Linked DNA regions of Mus musculus: region 1 is linked to region 2. A link is a loop called in an ENCODE intact Hi-C map of the cell type or tissue named here. Cell type or tissue: heart. All regions are shown on one strand. Links, peaks and the distances in the headings refer to the core of each region. The heading gives the core; the rest is flanking DNA.

Region 1 (7,618 bases), core at 1,312-6,311, 48 kb after region 2:
TGGCCCTGAGTTATATCTGAGGGAATTCTCAGCTCAGGATGTACTCTGTTCTTATTTCTACCGTATTCGCCATTTGTAGACCATTTAAAAATCGCCAGCTGCCATGTACCAAGTCACTTTACCAGCCAACACTGGGGTCGGTTTCACATTAGGTTTTGATTTATTGAAGATCTATCCCTCAGTGTTCTCCCAGCTACTCAATCAGAAAATGTTTCAATCATGACCTGAAAATTAAAAGGTGGCATTCTTAATTAAATCAATAAGCTAATTGCTATATGGTAGCGATTCAATTTAGGGGCTGGAGTTGGTCACCTTCCCAAGCCTGTGAGGACACCCAGTGACTTCTGCCTGACATCACATCTGTCAGGCTGAGAAACTTTGAACATTTAATTTCCATTAATTGATTTCCTCAGCGCTCACAAATACAGTATTAAATTCCCAAATAGGCCCTCAGATGGGATGGTTTTATCTGCATAAATGCAAATAAAACAATAAACACAGAGCCCGGATGATTTGAATATTTGCCTCTGTAACATTTAATTATTCATAAACCACTCATGTTGAAAAATTCCGACAAAATAAAAAAAAATAAAATAAGACATTCAATGGCTGAACACATTTTGTGGTGTGGCTGCTGGTAACTAATAATGTCCTAACAAATGGCAATGCTCCTCTATATTTTACCCCTTTCTTGTTAACTGCCCCCCCCAAAACTCCCCACCTCTAAATACACATAATGATCGCATTTGCCAACGAGATTAATTGCCTTCCTTGGTGAGCCAGCAGGATTTCAAGTCTAAGAATATTTAAAAATCAAACCTCCAGTGCAGGAATTTTGCAATTTAAATGGGTGTTATTATTGAGCGCATTCTCGCATTTACAAATCCTAAGAGATGGATAAAAATGCTGGTCTCATTAAAAGAAAAAAGTACAGTCTAGCAAATGTTGGGGAGAACTCTGAAATGTGGATGAGGCCTCTCCATTCTCCTCTAGTAAGAACTGTGCCCATTTAGACCCATGCTGACTTGGCCTGATGATAAAGAGTCATTTCCCCCATAATGGCTATCCCTGCCTATGACTGATTTGGTCGCCAGATCACCAACTTTCCAAATCTAAGAGACCAAGCACCAGTCAGGCCTAAACTGCTCTTCAGACCTGGTAGCCTTTTTCCTCTGTGAATGATTCCTTCGCAGGGGATGCAGTAGATAGAGTACGATGTATACATAGTATTCACTTTGCCTAGTTTCCCACTTGCGTCTTCACGTCCAATTTGCTTATGTGTTAAAAAAAAATGTTATAAGTCCCTGGCCTTATGTTATTCTGTCAACTGAAAGATGGAAAGATGTGAAGAATCCTGTGCAACCCAAAGAAATATATGAGGTTTATTAAGTGACATAAACAATATAGTACTCAGGAGTATCCAGGACATAGAGGCAAAAGAACGGTGCATATGAAATCAGTAGCCTTGACACTGCCTTCTGAAGTAGTCAGGATGGCTGAAGTCTTCTCTGCATGGATTATCTGAGTGAGTCCTCTCTACTGCCAGACACATCAGAGCTCCCTGCTCACTTCACAAACATTGGTAGAAGGCTCCATGAGAAGTGAGAATAGAGAATTTGGAACTTGGATTTACAGTTAGTTATGTGTTTTCCACCGATGCTGCACGTGGTGGTTTTCTTGTCTACATGACCTTCTGCCTACTGGAGTCTGTATGGTAGAGCATCCAGACACAGCCACATCCAGACCCTATAGCCTCTTGGAGAGAAAGAGGGCTTATGCATACACACTACCAACTGCCCAAACCTAAAATCACGGTGCTGGCTTTGCCTACGATTTCCCCCTTTTCTTTACAAGTCCCATTCCTTCCTTGGTGATCACATCCACTCAAACTAGCCTCTCCCTGTCCCCTCCATCCCCACATGCTATGTTAACACCTTATCTAAGCCAGAGGTAGAAGACTTTCCTTGACAGCTCGTTATAAAATCCTCCCCTCTCAATGTCACTTCTGCCTCTCCAGAGGTGGCTGCAGGTGCCTTCATCCCTCCTGTGCTGTGCTATCCCTGATAAGATAGGATTAGGCTTTTGTCTTCTTGCCTGAAAAAAAAATCAAAGGATGGAGGCTCTGTGTTTATTTCCAAAACATGCTCCATGTGTTGGGATCTATGGTACTGAATGAAAGATATCACCACCTCATCCCTGGAAACCCTCTGTGACACTGGTGACTAGCATATTAATGGGCATGCAGTAAGCCCACAGTATAATCATGAAGGCTACTAACTTGAAGGTAGTACATGCTAAATACCAAGTGATGAAATTAGGGGTGGTGGGATCCTGAGAGTTTAGGGAGAGCCTTGCCCAAGAATGGTCAACAGCAGAGTAGCCAGGTCAGACCTCTTGCAAGCCTCCTTGTCTCTGGATGTAACTCTCTCCTCTCATTGTAACCCTCAGTTGTGCCATCCAGCCCCACCATGGCCTCATCTACAAGCCTCCCCTCCAACTGCAGTAGCTCCTCTGGCATCTTCTCCTTCTCACCAGCCAACATGGTCTCAGCAGTGAAACAGAAGAGTGCTTTCGCACCAGTTGTCAGACCCCAGACGTCCCCTCCTCCCACCTGCACCAGCACCAACGGGAACAGCCTGCAAGGTAAGTCCCAGAGATCCAAGCAGGTGTCTCCCTGTTGCTGTGAGTGGGGTATGGGGATGGGGGTTAGCCCCTGGATCTACTGGCTTCTCTCTGCCCTGACTCCTCTTTGCTTTTGTGTTAGTAGTGTCCAGTCTCAGCCACCAGCCCTGTTCCTGTCTCCTTGGTGTCTGTAGCATCCCTCTTCCTTCTCCAGGAACTTTGCTCCAGCTCAGGCCTTGCTGGAGAACACTATAGGCATTTCCTAAGCCACCATTTCTCTTTTGTTACTTCCCATTCTTTGTTGTTGCCTTTATCCGACCTGTGTTTTATAGATACTATCCTGTTCTTCATGGCAGAGTCTCTCCTGGGACAGGCCTTCCCCTGAAGTAGGTCACTCAGCCCTCTCTTCTTGTAGCTTGTGTCAGGATGAGACTGTGTAAAGATGTGTCAGGGAGGGGACAGCTGCAGTCCATTCAGAGCCCAAGGCTAAGGGACCAGTATAACAAATATCAAAGATCTCTTGAGAACCACTGAAATATTCCAGTTCATATTAAAGCTGTACAGTCTCCTTTCCACCAAGAAGCATGGGAAGTGTCAGGACCATCATGTTTTGAGCTAACCTTTTTCATTCATTGAGGGAGGAAAAGAAAAACCCAACTTTAAAAACATGCCAACTTTTTCCTCATGTTCTTTCTATGTGCTTAGCTCCATGAATGGTATCGGCTTCTGGGACCTCATGTGTCCCCCCCTACCCCCACCCCCAGCAGAATGATGACACAGATGCTCACAGTCCCTACCTGTAAAGATGAGAAATCTCAAGGTGGAGAGAGTTTGCAATATTGCTTGACTCCTCCCATCTGGTGTGTGACAGTCATTGGCATCAAAATCAGGCCAAAAATTCATCTCTTTCTCGGACTTAACACTTTCCAAGAATGTTATCCCAGATTCCCAAGACAGCTTGCAGGGAAATAAGATCAATAAAATCATCAATTACCATCTATTTTTTTTTCTTTCTTTTTTCTTTCTTTCTTTTTTTTTTTTTTTTTTTGTTTGTTTGTTTTTGAGACAGGGTTTCTCTGAATAGCCCTGGCTGTCTTGGAAATCACTTTGTAGACCAGGCTGGCCTCGAACTCAGAAATCTGCCTGCCTCTGCCTCCCAAGTGCTGGGACTAAAGGCATGCGCCACCACGCCCAGCTAACCACCATCTATTGAGCACCAAACAGTATGCCAGGTGCTCCGCTAAGCATAGAGCAGGCTTTGTCTATTTAATCCCCACAATGTCCTGATGACGTATGGGGGCCATTAGATCAGTACAGTACCTGGAGATCGAGCTTAGGGAGGGTAAATACAGGTCACAGACATCAGGCAGACAGTGGAGGTGGAGGTGAATGAAAGCCACGGGATTCTGCCCCTAGTCCCTGCCCTGTGCCACTCACTACAGAGCCTGACTTCCATGACCAGCACATCACTCGTAGAGGGCAACTGTGGAGAACATAGGATGGTCAGAAGGGCAGTGACACACCTGGGATTTCGCAGCTTTATTTCTCTGTGGAAGCGTATGCCCCATTTAACATATAGACACACATTACATTCTGGTTACTCTCTGCTGAAGTAAGCACACACTGGTTTTCCCAAGACCTTCAGAGCTCAGTTCAACCCTCAATGTATAGAAGGGTACAGTCAAGCTTAGGTCTCTTAAGGGACCTAGTGAGGACACGTTGGAGTCAAGATTGAACCAACAACCCCAGAGACAGAGCAACTACATCATTGTGCCTCTCTATCTCTGGCAGAACTTTTTTAGAACATTCCTCAGAACCTATGGGCAGATTGCTTGACATAGCAAAGTCAGGGCTTAGAATAACTTGCCACAAAGAATACACATTGGGGGACCCATGGCTCCAGCTGGATATATATTAGAGGATGGCCTTATCTGGCATCGCTGGGAGGGGAGCCTCTTGGTCCTGTAGAGGCTCAATGACCTAGGATAGGGAATTGCTAGGATGCTGAGGCAAGAGTGGGTGGGTGGGTGGGTGGGGGAGCACCCTCATAAAGGCAGGTGGAGGAAGGAGGGGATAGGAGGCTTGTGGAGGGGAAACTGGGAAGGGGAATAATATTTGAAATGTGAATAAATAAAATAACCAATAAAATAATCAGAAAAAAAGACATATACATACCAGTCTATCATCTTAAAGAAAGGTGGGAACTATTTTACTATGGAACTTACATCTCAGGCAAGGTAGACAGACTAGGATATCTATCAGCTAAAAATAAATGCCCCCCCATTGTTCACCCAGCTAGAACAACTAAACTTTCATATAGAGTGAAGTAATGATGCTACATATGGGGGGGGGGTAAAGTTATAATTCTTAAGCTAACAATATCAACTTTGGTTAGTTTCTTAGTTGGGGTTACTATTGCTATATTGAGACACCATGACCAAAGCAGCCTGGGAAGGAAAGGGTTTATTCAGCTTATACTTCCATGTCACTAAGAAGTCATCATCATCATCAAAAAAAAAAAAAAAAAAACAGTGAGGACAGGAACTCAAACAGGGCAGGAACCTAGAGGCAGGAGCTGATTCAGAGGCCATGGAAGAGTCCTGCGAACTGGCTTACTCACCATGGCTCATTCAACCTGCTTTCTTACAGAACCCAGGACTATCAGCCCAGGGATTGCAGAAACCACAATAAGCTAGGCCCTCCTCTGTCAATAATTAATTAAGAAATTGCCCTCCAAGCTTGCCTGCAGACCAATATTTTGGAAGCAGTTTCTCAATTGAGGTTATCTCCTCTAGAATTATTCCACCCTATGTCAAGTAGACACAAAACTAGCCAATACATTTAGAGTTGATATCAGGACCAAGATGCAAGGGAGGGTTGTGATAACCAGCAGAGGGGTGTTGGACTTGGAAGGCATGGGGTATAGCCCATGCACACTGCGATACAATGACCCTGCCTTTACCATTTAGGGGTTTGTGTCCCTGAGGGGACATTACTGCTGGACTCTCCTATAACTCCATGCTCTTTGGTTCTCCCAATGCTGTCATGTGCAAATGCCACACTTTGAAGACATGACACTATTGGAAAAGTGAACGGTGAAAGGAAAGTTCAATTAACCAAGACCACTTTCCTTAAGCTATTGCTCTGGTCTCTCCCTCCCTCCAACCTACATTCATAAAGGGCCACCCTGGAACCTTCTCACCCTCTCTGCGATCTCGCCAGTAGGACAAGCAGACTCAGCCATAGTGTTGCCATGTACACTGGTTTTGTTCAGAGATCTATTGCACAGATCTTAGAGTGTCCACTGTGTAATGCAACCTTCTGACAGTGGCCTTTCAGACATGTCTCGCCTCATCTTTCAGTTTTTGGCCCTCCTCTTTTCCCACTGAAGAGACTTTGTTGGGCTCTGGATCTCTGGAGATGGGCTGAGGATCTTAGCACTATTTCATGCTTCCAATGCCTGTCCAGCCTGTAGTAGGACATTTCACTTTAACTCACCCAGTTAACTTCCACCATTCATTCAGAAAGGACAAGTGCCTAGAGAAGAGTTGGACATGCAAATTGACCATGTAAACAAGATTAGATGCCACACATTTGGACTGCTTATATTGTTTAAAGGCCTATTTACCTCCAACTATCACTGTTAATTGAACATCCTTCATTTTGTTAAAGCTTGCTCCTTCACCACCCTTTTGTCAGCAGGAGATCTGCACCATGACTGGGTGTGGTGTGAGAATGGAGAGTCACGCCAGCAACATGGAAACACTTGCTCCCAGCCTGGCTTATGCCCTGACACAAGGATCCTTCCCTAGTGCTCTTTTAGGTGGCTGCTTATTTCATTCACTTTATAGATGAGGACATGGAGACAGGAAGCTGAGATGACTTGTCCATAGTAACTCAATTAGCAGATAGAGGAACCCCAAGCATTCCCTCAGCTCTTCAACCTCCAGCATGTTTTGCCATATTCAATCTGAGCCACGAGGTTATATCCATGTAGAGGAACAAGGTCTAACAACTTTGAAAGCAACTTCCCTATATGTGGAAAGACACAATACCCAAGTTAGTAAGACAGATCTACCCAAGCGAGGCTGACTCCCAGCCATGGACTGTAGAGGAAAATAACATGAAGCAGAATCAGCCTATTTCACAGGCTAGCTGACTTTCAACTGTTTTTCCAATGAAAAGTAACTAGGTACTCCAGACCAGGGAGAGCATTGTTTTAAGCTGAGAAGCACCTATACCAAGAGTGTGTATATAAACAATGTGTCACTTTATCTGTTACCTGGGAAATTTAGCATTTCTTTATAAGGAAAGTGAGCTCTCTCTATTAGCAATTTTGAAATATTTGGTTGGTTGCTATCAGTGGGACTCCTGTCTTTCTATTTGCCTGTCCACTGTACCCATTGGCCATCTTTTGCCATTCCTCTCTGCCCCACTTCCCTGCTATGGTGACAGCATCCTAGTCTCTGCTTCTGGGAGATCAGCTTTGTAGCCTGTACGTATAAGTGAGGATAGTGGTTCCTGCCTTTCTGAGTCCACCTCATTCTGCTTAACATAAGATCCTTCCTCACATTGCTGATCTGCAATTGGCGAACTCGCAGATGCTGAGTTCTCGGATGTGCAGAGCCAACTGTCCATCTTGCTTGCTAAAGGCATTTGCCTGCAGAGCTTTTTCCCATGAACTAAGCCCAATTAATGCCATGTGTTAAACTCTGGATTGACTGATAAACATGTAGAAAAAGATCCACCCATTCTTATCACGATGAAGTCATTGATAACTCTTAACCATGGACTCCTAAGTAAGTCTGACTTTCTAGCCCAAAGGCTTGAGTCACCAGCTTTATTCAGCTCTTGTCCATGGAAATAAATGTCTTTTTCCTTCTAAAACAGTTGTCCCCGAGAGCCTGAAGACTTCGGAGTCAGGACAGAACCATCACACGGCACCAAAATGTCCACTAAGATAGAAAAGAAGATCAGGGAGATTTTGTGAAGTAGT
Region 2 (7,618 bases), core at 1,767-6,766:
CTTATAAAAATTTCCCCAAAATTAGTGAAAATATTTACTAACAAAGGATTTAACACAATACAGGCAAAGGGCATTTCAGGGCTTGAGAAATGGTGGCCTAATCATTAAGTGTTTTCCGTCCTTCCCATTCTATACAGCAGTTCCCTGGCAATATTCATTCTCTGGTTCACCAACATGTTTCTCCTTGGGATTACTACAGTGCCTGACCTAGTGGATGCCCCACACCCCTCAAATGTTTGTGGAGTAAGCAATGTCCAAATACTTATCAAGGGACGAGGCCATAATTACTGCTAAGACTCTCAAGGCCTTTCCTTTGTGCCACACTCTGTCTTAAGCATGCCACATATTCCCAAACATCTGCTCTCAAGAGACTGTGAGACAAGTGCTGTGCTCCTCACCTTATAAATGAAGGAACAGAATCAGGGAGAATTTCTACGTTTGTTTTAGGTCATAGAACTAGGAAGGGACAAAATCAGGATCTATGCACAGGCCAACTGGCCTCAGAGTTGTGACTTTTGGCTGTCATTAATCATACACAATGGTAACAGAGAGGTTGTTTGTGCCTTAGCTATTCATTCATTCAATCATTCACTCACTCATTAAATCATTCATGCATTCAATGTGAATTATTCACCCTCCATATGTTGATTAACTGGTGATACTCTGTATATGATGGGCACATTCCCTACCAACATAGAAAATACAGTCTAAACTGACCCCTTAGCTAAGTCATCCCAGACTTTCTTCCATGACTCGTACAATGAGGGATAGTTGTAAGCTGGGTTTATTCAGTAGATGAAAACTGCATACAAAAATGCAAGAATTTAAGGGAAGGCCCAAAGAGAATTGAGGTGACATTGTTTTGCCTATTATGAGGTACCCGGATACATTTCACTTTTCTGTTGTGAGTATAGGATGCATGTGTATACCACATGTTTCCAGTAGCCCCGGAAGCCACCAAAGCCCCTTCCTGCTTCCAAATTCTGTGAACAGATGTGTGGTCTTGCCATCTGAACCATATCACTGACATCTGGGTCCTGATGAGCCAAACATTGTTCCTGTTCCATTCCAAACTTAGGACCAACTTATACAGGGGGGACTCAGCCCATGAAGGGGGACAGGGTATCAGGAAAGGGTCTCTTTCTCTTCTCAGCATCTTGGTTAGAAGTCACTAGACGGAGGTGACACTATGTGTTTTATATCTGCTGTTTCCATTTCAAGTTTCTGGGAACTAGTGTCCATCTGTAAAACACGCTGCAAGATTTCCTAAGTTTCACATGCATACCATTGGCAGCACTCTACTTCTCCGAGTGGACAGGTCTCTTCAACATTTCATTCATTCATTCATTCATTCATTCACTCATTCATTCATTCACCTGTGTCTTTATTGACCAAAACTTTATTAAGGGGTAAAGAACACACAGCTGGAAGGCTAGAGTTTGCCTAATAGACACAATGTTTGGAAAGGAGTACAAAGCCCAGTAATGGATGTTGAAGGGGCCGATTGATGGATGTGTGAACAAAAAAGGGTTAGAAAACCATTATGTTTTTACTTCAAGAGATTGCTTTTAATTGAGAATGTATTCAAGTATAGTATTCCAAGTTATCCTTGAAGGATGGGAAAAAAATTAAAACTGAATCAAAACTAATTTGTCTCATCAGGATCCAGCGAGTTTATAAAACGAATCCATTGACTTAGAATCTCCCAGTTTCATCTGCTTTTGCTCAGGGTCATAGTCAAGATGACTGATTATCCTGGAAAGGGCTCTGTAGCCTATCTCATAAACAGAACAAAACACATCACACTTGGTCAGAAAGCAGGCCAAATCCTCCCTCTCCAGAGGCTGGGAAAGTTGAGCTGCGGTTGAGATTTGGCTGCAAAGAAAGAAACAGTCAAAATGAGGGCTTAAACTTGGGAGGCTCAAGGGAGAGTGGGTGGTGTGTACCTACCTTGAGGGCCCAGGATTCCAGAAGTATGTTAGGACATGGGCTCACTCCAAAGCTTATCAAAGCAGGCTCTTAAGTTCTGACAACTCTTAAAAGTGCTACAGATGTTTAGCCAACTCAGAAGTTTCAGGAATATCTGATTTCTTACACTTTGCTTCCAAATGTTTATCCACACTATTCCATGTAGAACTTTAGGTGATCTGTTACTAAACCCTGGTTTGGGAACCTGGGTTTTTGGGTTCACTTCTGCAGATGAAATGTGTACCAAAGTCCTTCATAAGTCTCCCCCCACCATCCTCCACAGATCCCTGCCCATCATTGGCCTGCACAGCTGTCCAGTACTGGTCTTTCCCCTCCCCTAAGCATTGAACTGGGTCCCTTATGGGTCTCAGCACTTTAAAATAAATGTCTATAGAAATTTCAAGTCTATCATGTATCTATCAAAATCCTCTGAGATCCCTGCTCTTCTCTTTGCTTTTAGGTATCTGTTTGACTGAGCCCAATAATAGTTGACAGTAAAGTGAATTTCCCCAAAATATAAACAACTCTGTTATTTTCTTGAGTTTCATTCTTTGCCATTTATTGAATGCCAACATATGCCAAGCATGGCCACCCAGCGTAACAAACAGTAAAGGTGAGACAGAGAGGCTGTGTTGTCAGTACAACACAAATTTAAGTGATGTGGCACACTGCGGTGGTAGTCTTTGTAGATGCCTGGAGTTAGATGGTTCAGTCTAAGATTCCAGGGAACCAGTCCAATGGAAGGCTGCTTACCCTATAGGTTGAGAGTTGAGAGTGGAAAGGATTGGATTGAGTCTGATTTTTCTGATTTCTCTCTAATTATTGAGGTCCATCCTCTTTAAACGGGCACTAAGCAGGCGTTCTAACATAACCAATACATTTGTTTATCCAAAAAGTATATATAGTAAGAAGTTAGGAGAAAAATTCCATTCCACCCATTCACCCCCTCATCATTATCTCTTGTCAAAAAAAAAAAAACCAAAAAAACCAAAAAAACTGTTCTTCTTCAGGATTTCAGAAGCCACAGGCTGTAACTCCAAGGTCAGTGTCTGCACTCATCCCAGCTCCCTTCTCCCTTTCATCCCCACAAGAGGTTTGAGGATAGTTGGGTATTTTTCTTTTTATTCTCTTAAGATGGAAAATCCTGAAGATTGACTCAATATTGAGTAAGAAAGAATATTTGAAACTAAAATTCCGTGCACACAAGTGAATGCAGTCTCCTTTCTTCATCCACATCTTCCACGCATTTTTGGTTTTGTAGAGAGCAATGAGGTACTTGGAGCAGTGAGTCAAATATTTCCTGCTCCTTGGCAGGTAGGGCTGACATTTTTGATCTGATGTGACGGGTTTAGAAATGAGCCTAGTGGACATGGGTGGCATAGGTTTAGAAGGCTTTTGCGGGGCCTGTTTTGAAAGGATATATTGAACCAAAAGAAAAGAATACTCCATTTAACCACGTGCTTTCTTCTCAGTCTGCATAGCAGAGAGTTTCAGACCCTTGATGTTTCTGAGTATTTTGCAACAAGGCCCTCCTCTTCTCTTGCTACCATACAGCTTTGTGTACAGGTGACTACTGTGGACAGCCAATGCAGAACTCAATGGAAGTCGTTGCCTGATGGGACGGCTAATGTGGTTGCAGAAGGAAGCAAACGGCCTTTCAGCAATCCCACATAGTTACTGATATTCGCATGGGGGAAAGCCAGCGTTTCTGTGTGAACAGAGGAAATTGCCTCATGTTAATCCCTGTGCCTTCAAAAGACATTTGGGATGTGGGACTCCTGCTAGGGTTTCATGCAGTAATATATAAAATATGCACTTGACCAAGAGCTTGCAGTTTTGACTAATGGGATTATTAGCCAATGAGTAATATGCTAAGTTTGCCAAGTCTAAGTTTATGGCTGGACCTTTGAAAGCCAGAACTCCATGTTCCGATAGTCAGAGGCATTCTAGTCTTGCAAGTTCAACCCTAATTAGAAAAAAAATACTAGGGAGTTATTATTTTTGATCAGAAAACTTGAAGTAGTGAGGGTCTTTTTGTTTATTTGTTTATTTTAAAGACTACAAATGCTAATATTTTGGAAGGATTCTTAGGGCATGTTAGGGAGTAAACCTTTTTGGAAGTAGAACATTTGAGAAGGGTCGGTGGTATAATTGAATAATGTAATTTGATCAAAAGAGAAACAACTTTGATGAAGTAGTTTATTACTTGCATAATTTTTCTTACCAAACAGAGTGCACAGCTACCAAGGCAGAGGACAAATTAAGGAGACACAATATCCAATCCAAGTTTGGCACACGAGAGAAAACACCTGGCTGACTGATTTCATTGTTTGCTTTCCAGCTAGTGTGCTTGGTGTGGTAGAGACACTTTGTGGGTTTCCTGTCTTTAACAGGCTAGTCGCCACAGATGACTACCTTGGAAAAAACATGATCTAACACCGAGATGACAGCCAGGTCTCAGCAGAAGGATACAATTTCTTTTATATATATATATATATATATATTCTATGCACATATATGTATATATGTTTATACATGTACACACACACACATATATATTCATATATATTGACAATTCTGTAATTCTGTTGCTTTGTTCTATTTTTAGCTGTGTGTTTAAATAATTTCAGGAATAATTGTTTTTAATTGTCTTTCGTTGTAGGCAGCACAGTTGAGAGTAAAATGAAGAGCTCATGAGGTCATGCAGCCTTTTCTTATTCACACACATTCTGCTACGTATGTGTGAGGGTTATCAGCATCTACCCCAGTTTCATTCACCATTTTCCCTCTGGCCTTCATGAAGTTTGCTTTCTTCTCTACAGACACAGACTAGCTCAGTTCAATGGTGTTACTCTGCTGTTAGACTGCTTACATCATGTTTAGATTTTTTTTTTAAAGACTATGTCTCTCTACCATGGTTCATGAGTTCCATTTTTGGGAGGCATTGATCCTAAATCTTGTGCTTTATTTTTCTCATGGCATTGAGTGGGTAGAAACAAACTCTAGTTCCTAATTCACTTTAAAGAACATGACCCCCCCCCCACTTTGTTCCTATTTTCTTGTTAAAACTAAATTGTGTGCAATTTGTAGGAAATTGAAACCACATTTTTTTCACTTTTAACTTTCCAAAATTAAAATTTATGGGGGGGGGGAAGCAATAAAGTGCTTACGAAATGGTCATCTATAATTATCTTCGTGGGTTGCACACATTTGAGGAAAATGACTTGGAGACCCTATCAAGGTTTTACAACCGCAGGACACTGGGCTTCTCACCAATCTCCCAGTCTCCCAGTCTCCCAGTCTCCCAGTCTCCCAGTCTCCCAGTCTCCCAGTCTCCCAGTCTCCCAGTCTCCCAGTCTCCCAGTCCCCCAGGTGTTGGAGCCAAGATTCACCTCCAGAAAAGGCTAAAGCTTACACTACACATTCAAACATGCAGTGTGCGCAGAGGCCCTCAGGAGTGCTCACAACACAACTAGGCAGGATCTCAACAGGTTTTCCCCTTTTGTTCCGTAGCGACTGTTGTTATAGTGACATTTACCATGTAGACCGCTTCTATGGCTAGTTCTGGACTTGATGTCAGTTCCTGTAACGTTCTTGTCACGCTCTACCTGGCCGTGGAAACCACAGAACCAGTTACATGAACTGCCTGTTTCTGGTTGCTGCTGCTACTGTTTTGGATTCTGAGTTCAGGGCTCTCTTCCTCCCAACCGTTCCTATGAAACGTTCTAGAAGACATTCAAGGTCTGAGCTATGATTTGTTTCCATCTTGGAGGAAAAAAGTGTTTATACTTGTCTGCTCTTTTGATATGGACATTATGGTTTCCACATGAACAAGAGTACATTTTCTAGTCTGAAAGCATTGATGTTTCCACATTAGTTTTTTGATATTATTGTTGTTGTTGTTGCTTGATTCTTTTGGTTTGGTTTGGTTTGGTTTTCTTTTTGTTGTTTGTTTGTTTGTTTGTTTCACTTTTGGTTTTGTTTTAGAAGAAGTCTCCCTGGCTGCCCTGGAACTTGTTATGTAGACCAGCCTAGCCTCTAATTCACAGATATCATCCTGCCTCTGTTTCTGGAGTGTTGGGGTTAAAGGAATATATCACTCTACTTAACAATCAATGACAAATGTATCAAACCATGCCTACCTTGAGGTAATATGTTTAGAAGTAGTATACTTGATGTGGATGTGATGAAGTCATTCACTCAATTCATTCATTCTTTTCTCCCACTGAGTAAATATTTATGGAATACCTTCTTGGTTTTATGTCTTAGATGAAACTCTAAATATAGAGTACTCAATACAAAGCTACAAGTAATACTTGCACTTAGCAACTTAGTCATTGAACCTTAGTGCTACCATCACCATTACAGAGCATCAGGGTGGATATGTGAAGCCTTACCAGGCGCCTGGAAGTACCTAATGACTTAGTTTCACCAGCAAATGACAGCCATGCCCAAGAAAGGCTTCTCTGACCACTTAGAGAAGGGCAATGATTTGACATGTATTCTGACCATATTTGGCTCTTCGTTATAAGGACTTCTGACCAACGAACTCAGATTCATAGGATTCATTTAACAACAATGTCAGTACTTATGTGCTGTCTGCTTCTAAGAGTTTACAAATGCAGAAGCATTGGCTCGAGCACGACTCGGCCACAAGTACTGCCCTGATGCTACAGATAAGGAGAAGGAGGCAAGAAGGGTTGAGTCATCTGCCAAGTATTTGGACAGTGTGACCACAGGAGCCACTATCTGCCAGTGTGACCCTAGAATCTACCATCAAATCCTAACATTATTTCCAACTACTTCAAGATTTCCATAAGCTTGCAGCCCCTTTGCAAGTGAGTGTCCCACACTTGGCATGTAGCAGGAATGTGCATGAGACTCTCTAGCTTGCTAATGGGCAGTTCTCACTAAAGCTCTGGCCCAGGAGTCCTTGGCTGGAGAACACCCTTGAGGTCTCACAAGCCAAGGGTAGGAAGAGTGGCTACTAAGCCTGCTAGTGAGTCCAAGTGCTCCTCTCACACATCTCTGGATGATTTGCTCAAGGAAATAACAATCATTTCCATTTCAAAACACCATTCACAAAATAACGTGTGCTAATTATGTAGCAAAACAGAGCAAATAAACAAACAACCCCCCCCCCAAAAAGCAAAAACCAAGAGAGGATAAAAGGGTACAAACTCACCCAGTACTCATCACCCAGTAATGGCAATGCCTCCCTGGACTTCTCTGTTATTTTTCTATGTATAACAAACACAGGCAAACATCTTTTTTTGTTTTGTTTTGCATCTGTGACTATATTGTACTGTGTGTCTATTCACACATGCAGCTTCATCTTCTGCTTTATTTAATATACCCCTTTCCTCACACACTAAGTCTTCTCCATAGCACGGCATTGAAGAGAAGCATAATTTCACACAGTGTAGACTTACTGTATTCTCCCACCGGCTACTGCTAACTAGTTAAGCCCATCTTTCACATATAACTGCATTATGATGCGCTGTGTGCTTCCTTTTCTAACTTGATGCTTTAATAACCATTGTAATTTCCTACAACTAAATTGTTCTAAAGCATTTGAACACTTAAATTTTTTTCCTACATAATTCTTTTTTTTTTGAGGGAGGTAGATGCCTTTCAAATAAAACATATT

The links. A loop is a pair of places that touch in the nucleus more often than their neighbours do. Peaks named below come from ENCODE experiments on the same cell type or tissue, not always from the same donor. Only the 100,000 strongest peaks of a DNase experiment are listed, where the experiment ranks them.
Region 1: a loop joins it to region 2, with 2.4 times the contacts of the local background. A loop is called at or near these places in 5 of 42 quality-filtered maps.

Annotation. Positions count from the first base shown.
Region 1 is chr11:44,993,558-45,001,175 of GRCm38, forward strand. It overlaps Ebf1 (early B cell factor 1), which reads left to right. Exons shown (of 16, transcript NM_007897.3): 15 at 2,449-2,643. Among named protein-coding and RNA genes, the nearest start is that of Gm51859, 91 kb to the right of the region's middle. In heart, for the core only: no CTCF peak of the experiment used is centred there; no DNase peak of the experiment used is centred there.
Region 2 is chr11:44,944,997-44,952,614 of GRCm38, forward strand. The region is part of intron 10 of Ebf1 (early B cell factor 1); the gene reads left to right. Among named protein-coding and RNA genes, the nearest start is that of Gm51859, 140 kb to the right of the region's middle. In heart, for the core only: no CTCF peak of the experiment used is centred there; DNase peaks (open chromatin) are centred at 1,855 and 3,675.